Linked DNA regions of Mus musculus: region 2 is linked to region 1. The links are chromatin loops, found by intact Hi-C in ENCODE. Cell type or tissue: gastrocnemius. All regions are shown on one strand.

The links. Hi-C counts contacts between places; a loop is a spot of excess contacts. Peaks named below come from ENCODE experiments on the same cell type or tissue, not always from the same donor. Only the 100,000 strongest peaks of a DNase experiment are listed, where the experiment ranks them.
Region 2: it touches region 1 in a loop (2.0-fold over the local background); 6 of 42 quality-filtered maps call a loop at or near these places.

Annotation. Positions count from the first base shown.
Region 1 is chr11:44,770,612-44,778,611 of GRCm38, reverse strand. All of the region lies in intron 6 of Ebf1 (early B cell factor 1), which reads right to left. Among named protein-coding and RNA genes, the nearest start is that of Ebf1, 160 kb to the right of the region's middle. In gastrocnemius, a CTCF peak has its summit at 3,996 (motif pointing left); a DNase peak (open chromatin) is centred at 1,872.
Region 2 is chr11:45,003,508-45,011,507 of GRCm38, reverse strand. Ebf1 (early B cell factor 1) reads right to left here. Exons shown (of 16, transcript NM_007897.3): 16 at 3,412-6,791. The coding sequence ends at 6,760. Among named protein-coding and RNA genes, the nearest start is that of Gm51859, 81 kb to the left of the region's middle. In gastrocnemius, no CTCF peak of the experiment used is centred here; DNase peaks (open chromatin) are centred at 3,201 and 3,650; H3K4me3 peaks cover 507 bases; H3K27ac peaks cover 1,989 bases.

The DNA of each region.
Region 1 (8,000 bases):
GTTCTCAAGCTTGATGGAATTCATATGGGCTCCAGGTCACTCTTGCTTCACAGCCCCGCATCATTCAACTACACTTGCATTTTAGCCTCCACCTACTGTTCTCCCACTTGTGACTGGAAACCCCAAGCCAGCCAGAACTCTCTGTCTTGTTATTTTAATTACATTGGCTCTTGCCCCCAACAGAATATTGCGATCAAGGTAAGTTCTACATGAAGCTTACTAGGGGGTACGTGAAGACGAAAGAAATACAGGAGGCACCATAGAAGAAAGTGGGGAAAAATACTGAGCTGATTCAGAAAAAAAAGTCAGGATGATCCCATCCAGTCACACCAATCATGGAGGGAGGGGAGTCAAATGAAGGGTTGTTGAGGGGCAACCCGGAGTCTGGCCTTGGGGAACAGTCTGGGTGAGAGAGACTGACTGGGGAGGGCCACTCTGATCCATCTGTGCCCTAAATCCCAGCCTCCTTTGCCCTCTGCAGTACAAGGAAGTACAGCTGCCTGGGTATCAGAGGGCTGGGTGGTGGGACTGCAAACTCATTTCTCTCTGAAGTGCCCAGAGTCCTGATCACAGGAGTTCACATCAACTCTGTCTTTCAAAGGGATTTTTTATTTTCCAGCCAACCTGCTTTATCATCATTGAGAAGATCTCCCATATAAAAGATTAATAAATAATATAGTGAAGAAGCCCAGGGTTCATTCGGGGCTCTTCAGTACCCCTGAAAGAAATAGGCAAATTGGACAGAAATCAAAGCAGGGGAGCCACGAGGATTAAAGCAGAGAGCAGCAGGAGCTGCTCATAAGGACTCCCGCAGCACAAGCCAGGAATAAGCAAGGCTCGGGCAGGACAAAAAGACCGGAGGATCAAATACACTCCCCGAGCAAGGGTGTAGGCACACCGATGAAGGGAAAGAATTGTCCGGGGTCACGCCAAGGGGTAAAGCCGAGAGGAATGGGATGTAATTACAGAAAGGAAAAGTTGGGCTGAATATCAGGACAGCCTGCTTAGGAGCTGGCTCTATTTGAGTGTGGAATGGCATCCCAAGGGAGGAGGTGGAAGCCCCATCGCTTGAGGTGCACAAAGCCACCGGACAAAGAGCTCAGAAACAGAGTGTGAGGAATGATCTGCCTGAGCAGGGGGAGGGACAGGTGACCCCACGGGGCTGCAAGGCTCCACACTTCAATGACACATTGTGATGTATTTCATCAGGTACCCACCGGTGTAAGCCGAAAGCTTTGCCCCCAGAAGCCCCCAGCTATTGTTCTTTCTCAATATGCCACTCAAGAAACATCCCTTTCCACTTCAAGGGACCCTCCAGGGCTCCTTGCTGCCCTGGGAATGATGCCTCACGGTAGCCCTGGCATGCTTGAGCTGTAAAGCTGCACACAGCCTTGAAGGGAATGTTAACTCTGACTCTAGTGTCTTGGTTTTTGCTCCTGAAGTTGAAGTGCTTTTGTTTTGACACCTTTCTTCACCATGAGGCCCTGTCCCAGGCAATAGAAAATCATGATATCTTTATCCACCCTCTGATGTAATAAGACAACTCTATTTAGCTCTCTTGGAAGTGGGTCCAACATTTTAACACGGATCTGAGTGTCTTCCGGGGTCATGACAACCTGTGAGATGTCACATAGCATCCTCCTCCTCCTCCTCCTCCTCCTCCTCCTCCTCCTCCTCCTCCTCCTCCTCCTCTCTTCCTGTACACACAATCGGATAAGCTATTTAGGGCTAACAAGTAAACATTCTCCTTCTTCTCTAGGATGAGGCCTCGCTGCTCCTTGTATCCCTGACACATGCACACTGCCCCAGATATTAGCACCATCTGTCTTCTCCAGCAGCCATAATGCAGCACCCAGGTCCATAGCCTGGATGGTTGACAGGTAACAAAGTTGCCAAGTTTTAGAGCTGAGAGGCTTCAGCTTGTATCTCCAGCAGAGATCTAAGTTCTAGTGAGGGCTCTCTACTGGTTTGCAGATGACTGCCTTCATGCTACACCCTCACTCACATAGCCAGAGACCAAGCTCTGCTCTGACTTCCACATATAAACTCAATGGTCCCAAGATGAGATAATCACCCTTATCAACTCCCTTAAGCCTGTTTACCTCCCAAGGGCATACACACACACACACACACACACACACACACACACACACACTCACTCACTCACTGCTAACACTGAGGGTTACAGCTGAACCATCTTTAGCCCACAACTTTCCAAACCTCCTCTTTCTTCAGGACTTTGCCTTGAATGTTTAGGAAATCTTTAGGCAACCTTTCTCAGTGAGTTGAAAATGAGACTGGGGTCCCTCCAACAGGGATCTCCTGCAAGGATCCTAAACGAGAAGCTTTCTTGTCCAACTTTCCATCCAGTCTACAGGAGACCAGACTCTGTCCATGTATTTCAAGATGTGACCCTGGGACCTGGCCCATAAGGTTCGTTATAGAAACACTTCTAGAGGCTGCACCATAAGTGGGGTCCTTAGAGAGCCTCACATAACTTACATACACCCAAGAGCCTGGGGCTTCAGAAAACACAGAAGAGAACTGGAAAATAATCCATAAAGTCCTACAGACTGAGCAAGAAGGGAAGATGAACACAAATACTCGGTGCTCCCAACACAGTTGAAAGCAGCTTCAGGAGACACAGTCGCATGTTAGGCTGGCTACTGGGAAGGACAGAAACCCTTGGCAGCAGCAGGGGAAGAGAACTCTTAGAGTGTGTGGAGATGATGACCAGAGACTGAGTGGGCCCTATTCAGAGATCAGAAAACCAAAGGCTTCCAGTATCCCATCACTGTGTTGAAGTGAAACTGAAACAGTTATGGAGGAGCTACACATGGTGAACATGAGGTGCACACCTTTAATTAGCTCCATTAACACAGTGACATCATCAGACTTCACTCTAGTGTGATGTGGTAGAAGGAAGCCATGTGGGCTGCAGTTTACACCAGAGGATGAAACATATTGTTCTGTTTAACCAGCCAATCTGTGAATGGTCAGCACTCGAGGGCGGTCACCCAGGCCTGCTATCCTGGTGTGGAGACCTGGTCCTAAAGTCCTAATCCTCCTCAGGCACCATGTATCCAACTGCCATGGCAGACACGGTCCTTACATGCTCAGATCTGCAAAGTGCAGGATCCCTGGGAGGGATAGATATCAATCTCATGAGAGCCCGTGAGGTAGAACATGAGTGTTCTCATCTGGAACCCTGATGTCATCTCATGGAACCACCTCACACTCATATTCCTCCTTCCTTAAGTTCACTGCCCGGGTGCCATCCTGGCCTCTGTTCCAAGAACAGCTCCTCTGTGAAGATAGTTGTTTCATTTATCTGGAAGGTAGCTGTAGCACCCGACCTTGCCCTGATGCATTCTGGGAGAACACTCCTTGCTCCCACTTCTATTCAGTAAAATCTCCAGCTGTAGCCTTGGCTGGCAAGAGAAGCACAACACAATTAGCCAAAAGAGGGAGGCAGTAACTGCACCTGCCAACTGCTTTGCCCAAGAGGAGTAAACAGTATGGAGACTGTGCCCATAATGGGTTCTCATTCTACACTTCTGTTAAAGACAGGGGTTAAGATTTGTCAAAGAACGGGAGCCTCCTATCTTCATGGAGACAAGTCTAGAGAGTCCCTTCAGCTGCAATTGTGTCCATTGCTGTCTACAAAGCTACAATGTCCTAGGCCATTTAAATACATTTTTAAAAATCTCTAATGCCCTGAAGGTATTAAACCAGTGTGGAGGTTCAAGAAGCAGAAGGATAGAGAGGTATGAAACCATCTCTCATGCCAGGGAGCTAGCAAGTGGTGAAGCTGAGCTTTTTAACTATGTATCTTGTCTGACTTCAGAGTCCGGGTTCACAACCATTTTGCCTTGTTATTCGGTTGCTATGTTCCTGGGAACATTCTTGGAAGGACAAAGAAGGCAGGAAGTTCATAAAAGGTCCTCCTGCTTCAGACTTTTAAAAGAGCAGGAGGTGAAAGTTAGTCTTCTGACCCCTACTGGTCAAGTGAGGGCTAACTCCAATGGAAGGAAACACAAAAGCGGCTGCTTCCCTGAAATAGAACACTCCAGGTATAGAGATGGCTACACTGGGTACCTAGGCTCAATATGACTTATAACCATTACCTGTGAGACATGTGGACAGGAGGTATCTCCTTTCAGTTTAGTGAGAAGTCCCATTTAACTGAGCAGAGCTTAACTGAAAATGCCAACCACCTTGAAGACTACATTAAGGTTAAGCTAGAACTGAACACACATCTGCTATTGGTTGCAATGGGCTATTCTGGGGCGGACAGAAAATAAAAAGGTTGAATGTGGGATCCCTGCTTGAATGGCTTTCTGTAAGTACTTACACCTCAGCTTGTTGTGAATCACAGACTCATTCCAAACACCCACCTTTTAGGAAGCACATTAATAGGAGAGGTTTGGTTAAACAGTAAGGAGTGGGTAGTTCAGATCTGGGGCTTGCATAAGATTGCTTGAGCAATCAGTGATAGAACTTCTATTTGAACACAAGATGATTTGGTTGCAGACCAAGGGCTCTTGGTATCTAGTTGATGGTTTTATGTTTGATGTGTCTTAAAGGTTACCATAGAGCAGTTTTATAAATGTTCTTTAAAAAACATTTCTCTATATATGTATATCTGTCTGTGCAATTTTCCATATTATCCCACATTTCAATGCTCAGTGTCTTTATTTGGAAGGTAAAGGTACCATCAACAGTCAGAGTGACACACAGAAAAGACAGTGCAGGTCTGAACACATGGTGAGCCCCCAACCCATGAAAATTGTAACTCAGGAACCCCGGGATTGGAAAGGTGTGGCTAGGTTCCCAGTTGCCAGGAGTTCCTAACAGAGGTTACTCAAATATGAGGAAACAGGGAGCCAGTTAATCCACCACAGGGAGAAATACCGAGAGGGCTTCTGTCCTGTGGCTGTGATGATCCAGAAATGCTGTCTCCAGATGGGGATGCTAGAAATAACACTGAAAGCAAAGGGTTTTCACGAGAATGCAATGATGTAAGAAGGGGAGGGGGGAAAGAAGAGAGGACAGGAAAGGGGAAGGGGGGCAGAACGAGACAGACAGACAGAGAATCAGATACAGAGAAATAGACACACACACACACACAGAGAGAGAGAGAGAGACAGAGAGACAGAGAGACAGAGAGACAGAGAGAAATAGAGAGATAGAGAATAGACAGACACACAGACATACAGAGAGAAAAATAGACACACTCACAGAGAAATACACAGTGATAAATAGACACAGAGAGAGAGAAAGACGGACAGACAGACAGACAGACAGAGAGACAGAGTCAGAGAGACAGAGATAGAAATAGACACAGAAAGGGAGAGGGAGAAAGACTGTGCACATAGCTGACTGGAAAGACAAATGGTGACTCAAAGAAGAACACAGGGCTGGCAGCCGACAGATTGAACCCCTGTCTTTCAAGGGGTCAGATTAATGCAAAAGGTGGCCAGAATGACACATAGAACCGTCATCAATCTAACTAGATAGCCTTTAGGGAACTTTCACGGGTGACTTCAAGGCCTAAAAGAGTCTTTAGGTCCATTAGCTTGCTGCTTGGCAGATTTTTACAGACTTGAACCATGCGTGAGCACTCTGTTAGATTCAGAGGGCAGGGTGCTGAAGAGATGGGAACCTATGCTTGCCAACTGCTTACAGTCTAGCCAGACAGACAGCTATTAAACCATTACAGAAATAAGTAGTTAATTCGAGCTGTGAACTAGGTTGTAAGATGCATCCCTGGTTAGTTCCAAACCTCTCCATCAAACCTTGTAAACAGCACAGATAGCTCATAACCCCCACATTGTAGACCTCCTTCTAGAAGCAACCTGGGACCCAGGAGAGACTGTGGCGTGTCCTTTCCCCAAGTCTGTTACAAGGACATGCACCTTTGAAACACCGCTAACATTTCAGCTGAAATGGGAACCAGGAGTAGCCCTACAATAGTCCTTGCATCACAGATGCTGTGTGTATCCTGTCAATCAAGTCACCACAGCCAAGTCTCTCACAAGCTGTAGCAGACATGATCTCAAAACACCAAGAGTGGAATGTTCAGGATGCTCAGCAGCACCCCTCCCTCCTGAATGGGAAGGCATGAGCGGGCCTCCGCCTCCCTCTCTATCATCACACTCATTTGCAGGGAACACAGACTGTCATCCAGCACTTCCCAGAGAACACCCCAGGCAGCCATTAGTCACTGATCTGTGTGAGCAAGAAACAAAACTTTTGGAAATTCATCCATTATTAATCTCTGCCATGGAGATCTAGAGCTCTGAAGTTTAAGGAGGACACAGAAGGGTGCAGCCAGGAGAAATTGTAAAGGGGGGAGTATTGAAGGCAGAGCAAAGCTCTGAGAGTAAAGAACTGGATAAAAACCAAATGTTCAGGTACACATCTGTAATGCCAACGTCCCAGAGGTAGAGACATGGGCATCAGGAGTTCTAGGTCATGATGGGCTATAGGGTCAGTTCAAGGTCAGTTTAGGCTTAAGTGAGACCCTACCTCAAAAATAATAAACAAAGAAACAAGTGAACAAACAAACAAGGAAGTAAAGAAATAAGGCCAGGAAGATGGATCGATTACTGAAGTGGGTTCCCCAAAAGCATGAGTTCCGATCCCCAGAACCTATGTAAAAAGCCAAATGCTAACCACAGTACTCAGAACAGGGGCAGTGGAGACAGACAAATCCCTGAAACTCACTGCCTAGTCAGCCTGGCTGAATCACTGAGCTTCTCATTTAGGGAGAATCCTTTCTCAAAATGCAAAAGTGGAGAACAGTTTAAGATGGACATTCAGCATCGAACTCAGACCTCTGTGTATGCACATGTGCACGCACCCAGACTAGTAAGTGCCAAGTACAGAGACAAGTGAATGCCTTAGAATAAAGAAGATAACTTGGATGGAAAATTATTTCCATAGGAATATGTAGGAATGGGTGAGAGTGCCGACATCGAGCAGCTAACTTGCAAAGTTCCCTCTGTGAGCTGCTGAAGCATCCTTGCTAACTGAAGCCAAGCCCAGTTTGGTTTGCTCATCCAGCACACTGGTTTGTGGCAGAGTGGTTCCCAGAACTGTGATTTAAAAAAAAAGAAAAAGAGTAACATATTCAAAAGCACCTCTAACACTCACTGAAAATACAAATCCTCCATTCCTAGAGGGTGTGTGTGACTCCGAAGAACTGTCCAGGAACCCAACGTGACAGCCAGTCTAGGGAACACACACCATCCAGTGTCCTGTGCCATGGGGCGAGGAGAGGTGTCTGAGCGTTGACATTTTCAGGGGCTAGATAAAGAAGACCTTGTTCCTTTCTTTGCTCGGGGTGTTCTGGAATTTTCTCACACAACTGCTTTGCCTATGTGATGTCAGGAGAGGCCCGAGGGCAGGCCAATGGCAGCTGCACAGCCGAAGGACAAGGAGACGGGTTTACCTCCTCATAAAAATAGAACGGCAAAGGCCCTGGTGAAGTGGTATCCACTAAGAGGGCTTAAGGAGACGTACACCACACTGACAGGGCCATTGTACAAGTGTACTCTGTAAGAGCCCAGACTGCCTAAAAAGGTTCTCAGGAAGAAGTCTCGCTGCTTCTCAGGTGTGTTATTTTTAGCCCCTCCCCTAGGATTATGCATGGCCTAGAATCCCTGCTTGAAAGGGAAGGATACACTTCGCGCTAGCTGCTATCTCTCTGAATTCATCAGAAATCTGGACGTGGACACTACCAACACAAAGGAAGCACAATTAAGGCCCAAGGTGGGACCACTGTGAGCCAAACAGACACCCCACACACATTGTTCCTTTCACACTCCAGCCAGCCCTGCTAAGCAGCTCTGCCTTTGACTGACATGTGACATTCTTGTCTTCGTGGGCAGAGGAGCCAAGCTCCTGATGGCTATCGACATCTGTAAATGTCATGTCTGAATATGCCTCAGCCATTGCTTCTTCTCCTTCAGTGTATTCCCTGCCTCCCGCCCCTC
Region 2 (8,000 bases), 230 kb before region 1:
AGACCAACGTCTTCTTAAAGGGAAGTTCTCTCTATCTCTGTCAAAGGTGTGAGCATTCAATTGGGCATTGCAGCTCAGTAGCAAAGTCCATGCCTAGCATGTGTGAGGTCCCAGGTTCCATTCCCAGCTCCCAACATGCATACTGGTGACTACTCTTTTGACTTTTTTGTTATCCATTAACTCCCATATTACATCGACCATTGAACCATGATGGCTCTTTTACATCTCTTAGTCCTATCTACTTCCCCCTTTTATCTCCCTAATCCAAGCTGTTCATGTCTTGAGAGGACCACTACAATAACCTCCAGGTGTTCCTCAGTTTCCCTCTGCCCCCTCTACAGGACATCTCTAAGGTCCGTGTATGCAATATGGAAGTCTCCCCACTGTTTATGAGGATAATAAATGTGTGCTGTGACATAAACAACAAGAAAATATAAGTAGAGCAGAGATGGGAGACCATAGATGACAGAGAGACATGGAGAGAGGTCTGCCTGAGATGGAGCAGAAGGTCTCTGGCAGGTCAAGATCAGAAGCAAAATGAGTTCAAATAAGCTTAGGTTTCCCCCTGCAATAGGGTGAACTTGGGGGCTGATTAGAATGTAATATATTGAGGAATGAACAATTGATCGTGTGAAAGAGGGTGGAGGTGATCATTTTGAGATTTTGAACATGGCATGCGGAAAAGAACTCATTTCTTTGAGATTTTATGTAAAAATGAATTCATCTGTGATGGGTCTTCTGTGAAGCAAGAGGAATCATGGTAGGTTTTTTAGTGTGGGTTTGTGTCTTGAGCAGCCTCTGATGCCTGCAGCCAGCAGGGTTCCACAAGAACCTGATCCCACTTTCCCAAACCCCTATGGCCGGTAATTTCAATCCTTGGTTTATCTCATAGTGAAGTCTCAAGGTATTGATCATAGTTGGCTATTATACCATAAGGACTGCTCAAGTGACACCTTCAGTAACTTGGACTTTTTGCCAGAAATCCCAAAATGACACTTTAAAGGGACAAGAATGTAGATATATATATGGTTTATGAGTATCACTTGCATGTATATATGGACACCCCATATGCTTATGTGCAGTGCAAGAGGAGGCCAGAAGAGGGAACTGAATCCGTGTTAAATACGATTATGATCCATCATGTAAGTGCTAGGAACTTAATCTGGGTCCTCTACAAGAGCAGCCAGTACTCGTAAGTACTAAGCCATCTCTCAAGCCACTAACACTTATGGTTTTGAATCATTGCTTCTAAATTGGATTTCAACATTTATAAAGTGAAACATCATCAACTCCAAATGCTGGAGAAAAGAAATCTACCAAGTCCTAAAGTGACCAAAGGATGTGAAGACCATACATTCTGGTGAGGGCAAATTGTCTGGAGCAACTCTGGCCATATGTTCACTTCAGATGCAGCATGTGATTGCTGGTGGCTGTATCCAGCCCCTGCCTCCCCTTCACTCCCTCCCTTCTCCCATCCCTCCCTCCTTTTCTCTCTCATGGATAAATTCTTTCTGTCTCTCTCTGTCTATCTATGTGTGTCTCTCTGTCTCTCCTTCTCTCTGCCTGTCAGCTTAACCCCAAGGAATTTTGCCAGATTTAAATACACCACCGCCTTTGTGAACATTCAGGGACCGTGAGTTTGTGAGTTTGTCAGAGGCTCTGCGTGAAGGCACCTCAGCTGATTGGCTCCTTAGCATCTAACACACCAAACCCATGCTAGGTGCCCAGAATATGCTGTGAATTGGAGTCGTTGTGCCCCACAAAGTCACTGTGGGCATCTGTGCACTCCACTCACACAGTCTCTCTGCTCTTGGGTGCCCTTCATCTTACTTCAAGTTCAGTCATCACACTGTCAGCCATTCTGCCTCGGCTGCTCACTCTTTCTGCCTCAGCTCAACTACTACTTTCTCTAGAAGACTTTTCCAGAAAGTCCTTAGATTATGTCAGACCTCACGATGTTATACCTTCAAAGCATTCTTGACTCGGACCTCAATACCCTCGTTAGATGTTATGTGTGTTGTGGGTTTATGTCAATTTTTCTATTGTAAGCGCCAAGAGTGGGAACAATGCCAGTGTTCTTACGAATGGGTCCACTACTCCTCATCAAGGGTCATAGGCATGCCAAATGCTTGAGGTTTAAGGGAACAAATGAATGAATGAGTGAATGAATGAATGAATGAATGAATGCTGTCAAGAGGTAGGCCTTACGGAGTTCTAAGCCAATTCAGAGTGTGGTTATCTGTTTTTATTCTGTGGAGCTCTGGCATATGTCTGCCTCTTGCAGTTTAAGCATCATAGACATGGATGACGTGGAAGCGGGTTGTCTTGTCTGGCACCACATGCATCCTGAAGTCATCCTGAACCTTTTGCTCAGTGTTTCTCCTCTGCAACTGATACAGAATTGAAAAAATAGGGGATGGCCAAGCTGATCAGGTAGGAGTCTCCATGGAGACAGGACAGCAGCTTCTGTATGTTCTGGCTTACATGGGGTGGCCTTTCATGACCTTACCTTGGGCTGTATTTCAGGGTAGTGCCATAGCAGTGCCTCCCACAAATGAATGTGCTGGTGGTTATGGGACACCCTCTTAGGTCTGGCCATGGAGTTTCTGTTGGTCGAGGCATTTTGTAAGCGCCATTAACCTCATCGTGTCCAGTCATTGCAAAATTAGTGAAGACATGGAACGTACAATGGAAAGATGTATCCTTAAATGACCCGGTCCCAGATGTGTGTATATCTTCTGTGGACCTATGAAGTTTGCACAACGACTGAGTGCCTGTAACTTTCAATTCCAGACAGATGTGGTTTTGTCAACCAGGAAAAAGAAAAAAAAAACTATTATCCACACAAAGTTTATATATATATATATATACATATATATATATACATATATATATATATATATATATATATATATATATATATATATATATATATATATGTTCTCTAGTCACACGTCTCATCAGCAAGCCAGGGCACATAATTAATTGACCAGGAGGCACACTGGGATTAATTAGCAGTTGCATAGGAAGAGTTTAGCTCAGCCTTCCAGGGCAGAGGATGGTGTTCTAGAATGACCAGTTCCTGGATTCCCAATTCAGCCCCTATCATGGGGGGAATCTCACTGTTCACTGACAATAGGACTGGGGGCTCTTGCCACCAATGTGGGCCAGCACGTGCACACCTGGCTCATGCCAGCAGAGGGCAGCAGTACGCTGTGCGTGTTCAATTTGCATTCCAAATTAGCAGATCCCGGTGGGACCTACAAAGAAAGGAAGTGGGTGCCCCAGGCCTAGGCTAATTCTCTCTGGGTGTTAACACTGGCCCGAATAATAGCAAACCCGGGCCTTTTGCAGTCCATTGAGTGTTGCTCTTCTCTTCTGCCATAGAGAAATGAACACGCCACTAGGAGCTGCTATCACAGACAGGAAGTAACTTTAATTAAATATCGTGAACGTTGAAAAGTTTTTTACAGTTTGAATTTTTGAAAAAAAAAAAGGAGAAGAAAAGAAAAGAAAGAAAGAAATAAAAAAGAATGAAATATAACAATCTCTACAGTAGTTGAGTGCTCTAACAATTGGATTGTACAGTGTGTGTCTATTGAAAACGTTTGAAAAGAAGGTGAAAGATTTGCAGAATGAGTTCATGGAGCTGCATCCTACATTGTGAGGCCGGGCATGGCGTGGACATATCCAGTCATCCAGAGGCAGGGCTCTTCCCCCAAAACGGAAATCTGAATTGAATTCTCTACTCCATCTTCTTTTTAAAAGCCATATTCTGTATTTAGGGGGCTATATCTTAAAGGGACTTAAAAACAAGATTTTGTGTAGAAGAAAGTGGTTCCTAAAACCAAACTACTTCTCCATCGGCTAATCAAACAGAAGTAACAAAACACAATTGATACACATTTTCTTTTTAAAGGCTCTTTGGGCTTTCCAGTAAAGTTCTCATCACGTCACAGCACGTGGCTAACAGATTGGTGGCGTCTTTTGTCAGGGTCTGAGCCGGACACCTCACCGGCTTGCTGCTCGTTCCTTTGCAGACAGTTGTCTGGCTCACCAGACAAAATATGGCTTTAGACGTTAGACATCTTGAGGCCAGCGCTTACCACACGAATTCAGACAACCTTTCTGAGTACGGAGAAGCAATGCTAAACCTTGCTTATATTTTTTTCCAGTTTCTTTTTATTTTTATTATTATTATTATTATCATCAGTTGTCATTATTATTATTTCTCACCATGAAAAATCAGCTTTCCTCCCTCCCCTCCCCTACCAACCCCCCCAACTTCCCTCCCCTCCCCTCCCCAACCCATAAAAATCCGCACTCTGACAGTCTAGTGAAAACCGTTGAAATCCATCCGGGCATGCACAGTCGCAGCTTTGTTAATGTTCTCTTGCTCTACTAGAAAAAGTAACATTGTCTTAAAGTAACAAAACAGTTCTTTTGTGCTTTTCGATTTCTCTCTTTTTTTTTCTTCTTTTTCTTTTTTTTTTTTCTTAGAATGTTAGTGATGGCTGACAGTTGGGGGGGGTGCACAGTACAATGTACAGGTGAAATGGATATGATTTGCATTGTTAAGGCATCCAATCTGCTGGTTTATATTTATGTGAAAGACAGAGAATATACAAGCAGACTTAAGAAAGAAAGTATGTTCATTGATCTCTATGAAGTTTCTCCCCCAAATTTAATGCACAAAATGCGTCACTCCAAAGGGAGAGATTCCATGCATATTACTAGAGTAAAACAGCGTTTTTGTATGCTTCCAAAGCAAAGGGTACATTATTTTTAAATCTACAGAACTAAATACTACAAGAATAATATGCTACTATTTTTTTGCCATATATTGGAAAAAACTTCTTAACTTACAAATAATACAAAAATAGACAATGGCTTTTGGGTGGAAATAAAAAAATGAAGCATGGTTTAAAACAATACTAAAAATACCTATAAATGAATTGTTTAAAAATCACATTGAAACAGCTAATACAACTATAAGTGACCAAACTATACTTGCGCACTGTTCACAAAGCAAACACACACACAAAATAAACTAGGGGTGGGGGATGGGAGGAAGGAGAGAAAAGCAATGTACAAATTCCAAAGATAAATACATTATTTATATGGATATTTTACAAAATCCCCATTAAAACAAACAAACAGAAAGCCTTTGAATTAACTTTGCAAGTATGTGCAAGCTAAAGGTAGTGCGCTTTTTATTTCTTTGCAAAATATGCAGTATAATTCTTTGCGTGTGTGAGATCGAAAATCTTAAGACATTAAAATGTATAAATAAAACAACTTTGGCAAAAAAAAAATCACAAAAGAAATCTACAGTATTTATAACTACATACAGAAACAGAAGGGCAGAGGTCAGCAGGAACACGCCCCCTCAGAGCCTTGCTGGCTGAATCTTTGCTATGGATTCTTTAAGAACACTTCCCAGTTGAAAGCAAAATTTCCCATAGAAAGCTGAGTTTGAAGCCTCAACCTTCCCTTCCTCTCTCCCAGTTTCCTTTCACACTGAACTCCAAAGCACTTTACCTGTTGACTGAATATAGAACTTTCCAACCTTGCGGAGTCTTGCGGATACAGACCCCTGTGTGATTTGGGACCTTGCGGAGTCTTGCGGGTATAGACCCGTGTGATTTGGGAGCCCGGAACAGCACACCTACTTGCCTTTGTGGGTTTGCTTTATTTGGGTTTTTGAGCCCAGATCTAGAGTTAATATCTAGGATTCCAGCTTGAGTAAGCTTGGATCTCTTGACGGTGGAGTGCGAGCGAGATTTTGGCTTGGTAAACTGGAGGGCATATATGGAATTCTGTGCCTGGACCCTGTCCTGTGAAGTCTTGAAGGAGATTCTCGCTCGGAACATGTGTTGCTCCACTCTCAGAGGCCGCTGGCTTCGGGAGAAGTTGATGTTAAGTAAAAGAATAAGATCGGGTTTAAAGATGCATGTTGTTTTGTTTTGTTTTGTTTTGTTTTTGTTTGTTTTTAAACAATCTGTCTAGAGGCACTGGCTTTTCGAGTACAAGGGCAAACGTGATCATGTATGTCGCTTGGTAACTTTCCAGGCTACACTTATTTACACAGTTACTTAAGACAACCATACAAAAGAGAGAACGAAGCTTGCACTGCTAAGGGGTGGCGTGTTAAGTTAGATATTGAAAATGCACTGTCTGAGCTAACTACCACTGATAAGCTTTAAGGCGCAGAAGCCGACCCTTAGTTCACTAAAAAATCTAACTGGCATTCCTATTCTGTCCATACGAGCTCTTTTTTTAAATTTATTTTTCCCTGTTTTTCTTTTTTTTTTCTCCTTTTAGATTTTTTTTTTTTGTAAATATCACCACTTCATTCTCCCCTTCCATAGCTTTAAAAACATAAATTAAAACATGGAGTCTTGTTTATAGTGGCCCTTGTGTGTAGCTTAATGGTTTATAAAAGACAAATGGTTGCAGAGTTAAGCTTAAGAAAAGAAAGAAAGAAAAAGAAAATGTGGGCTTGCTTTTTATCAATACAGAATAAATATATCCCCCAGATACTCGGGGGTTACAACTTTAACCAACACCCTGCTCTGGCAGACCCCCTTTCCAATTTCAGTATTTGCAAGGTCGGTGATTTTGTTTAAAAATCTGCAGTTATTGTGTGATTCCTCTTAAAAAGGCCTGAGTTAAAAGTTCCACTCTGGGACTCATGTCAGATAACTTTCGTAGCAGAATCCAACCTCTTCATTAATAAAATTCTTCAAGGCAATTCTTTCACATGGGAGGGACAATCATGCCAGATATCGCTACGAAGAGAAAAGACAGAAGTCAACGGTTTTGCATCCAAACATTTCACAAGGGAGGGGAGACACAATAATTAAAAACAAAAAAACCCAATCCACACGTGACATTGGTAGCTGAATGTTACCCAGATGCCCTTGCATCTTTCGGGGAATGAATTGTGTCATAAAATATACATGTACCTTATTAAAAATGTTATACATGTATATGTGTCTCTAACAGGGTATCCTAAACATTTCTCTAAATCTGACTTCAATTTTAAGACATAGCTGGAGAGTTGCATAGTTAGAATACCATTGGGAAAGTTGCAGCCTCAGACTTTGCAAAATAGTGAGAATTTTCAGTTTGTCATTTTGCCTCCACCCCCCCACCATCACATACGAAGTATAAAATAAAGGAATGGCCCGCTGTAACTGCCAACAATTTCTGCGAACAGTCTCTCCTTATGTTCTGTATTAGCATGAAAATTAAGCAACAGAGCAACCATCTGAGGGAGGGCCTTCCCTTCAGCCCTAGCTGGAAAAGGACGCCAGCCACAGCACCACAGCAGGCATTGTTCACAGGGAAAGCTGAGTCCTGGTTGGAAGAGAGAGCCTGTTTGCCGGACACTGTAGAATGCCTCTCTACTCCCAGGATTTCTGGAATGACCTGAGCATGGCTACTAGGGAAAACATGTAGCCTATGAAGGGAAGACCTGTTTTTAGTCAACCCTATTTTTATTTTAGAGTTTGGAGTTAGGAGCTGCACGGCCATGTTTAGGAAATGCTGCCTCATGCCTGCCCACTTCAGAGCGCATTCCTCTGAGATGGCTAATTCTCTGCCTGACCCTCAGCCTCCATGGCTGGAACATGAAGTGAACTGCAGCACTCAGGAGTTAGTGAACGTTTAAATAGAAGCAGAGCGCCTGGGTCTAACCCCCCAGCCCAGGCAGGGTCTAACCCCAAGGCAGATTACCCTCTGCCTGTGAACTACCATTTCTGCTTCTTGGATCTAGCTGAAAGCACTGTTAAACTTCTCTGGTCTGTGTTTGCCCCTACATCAAATAGACACCATTCCAATAGGGCACATTTAACAGAAAGAGTGTGAAAAATAGGGGTTTGCTATAGGAAAGATGGTGTGGTAACTTGAAAATAGACCAAGCCAAGAGAGATGCCTGTGTAAAACCAAAGACAAGGCTTTCTTTGGTTAACAATGATAACACGGAAAGAAAAAGA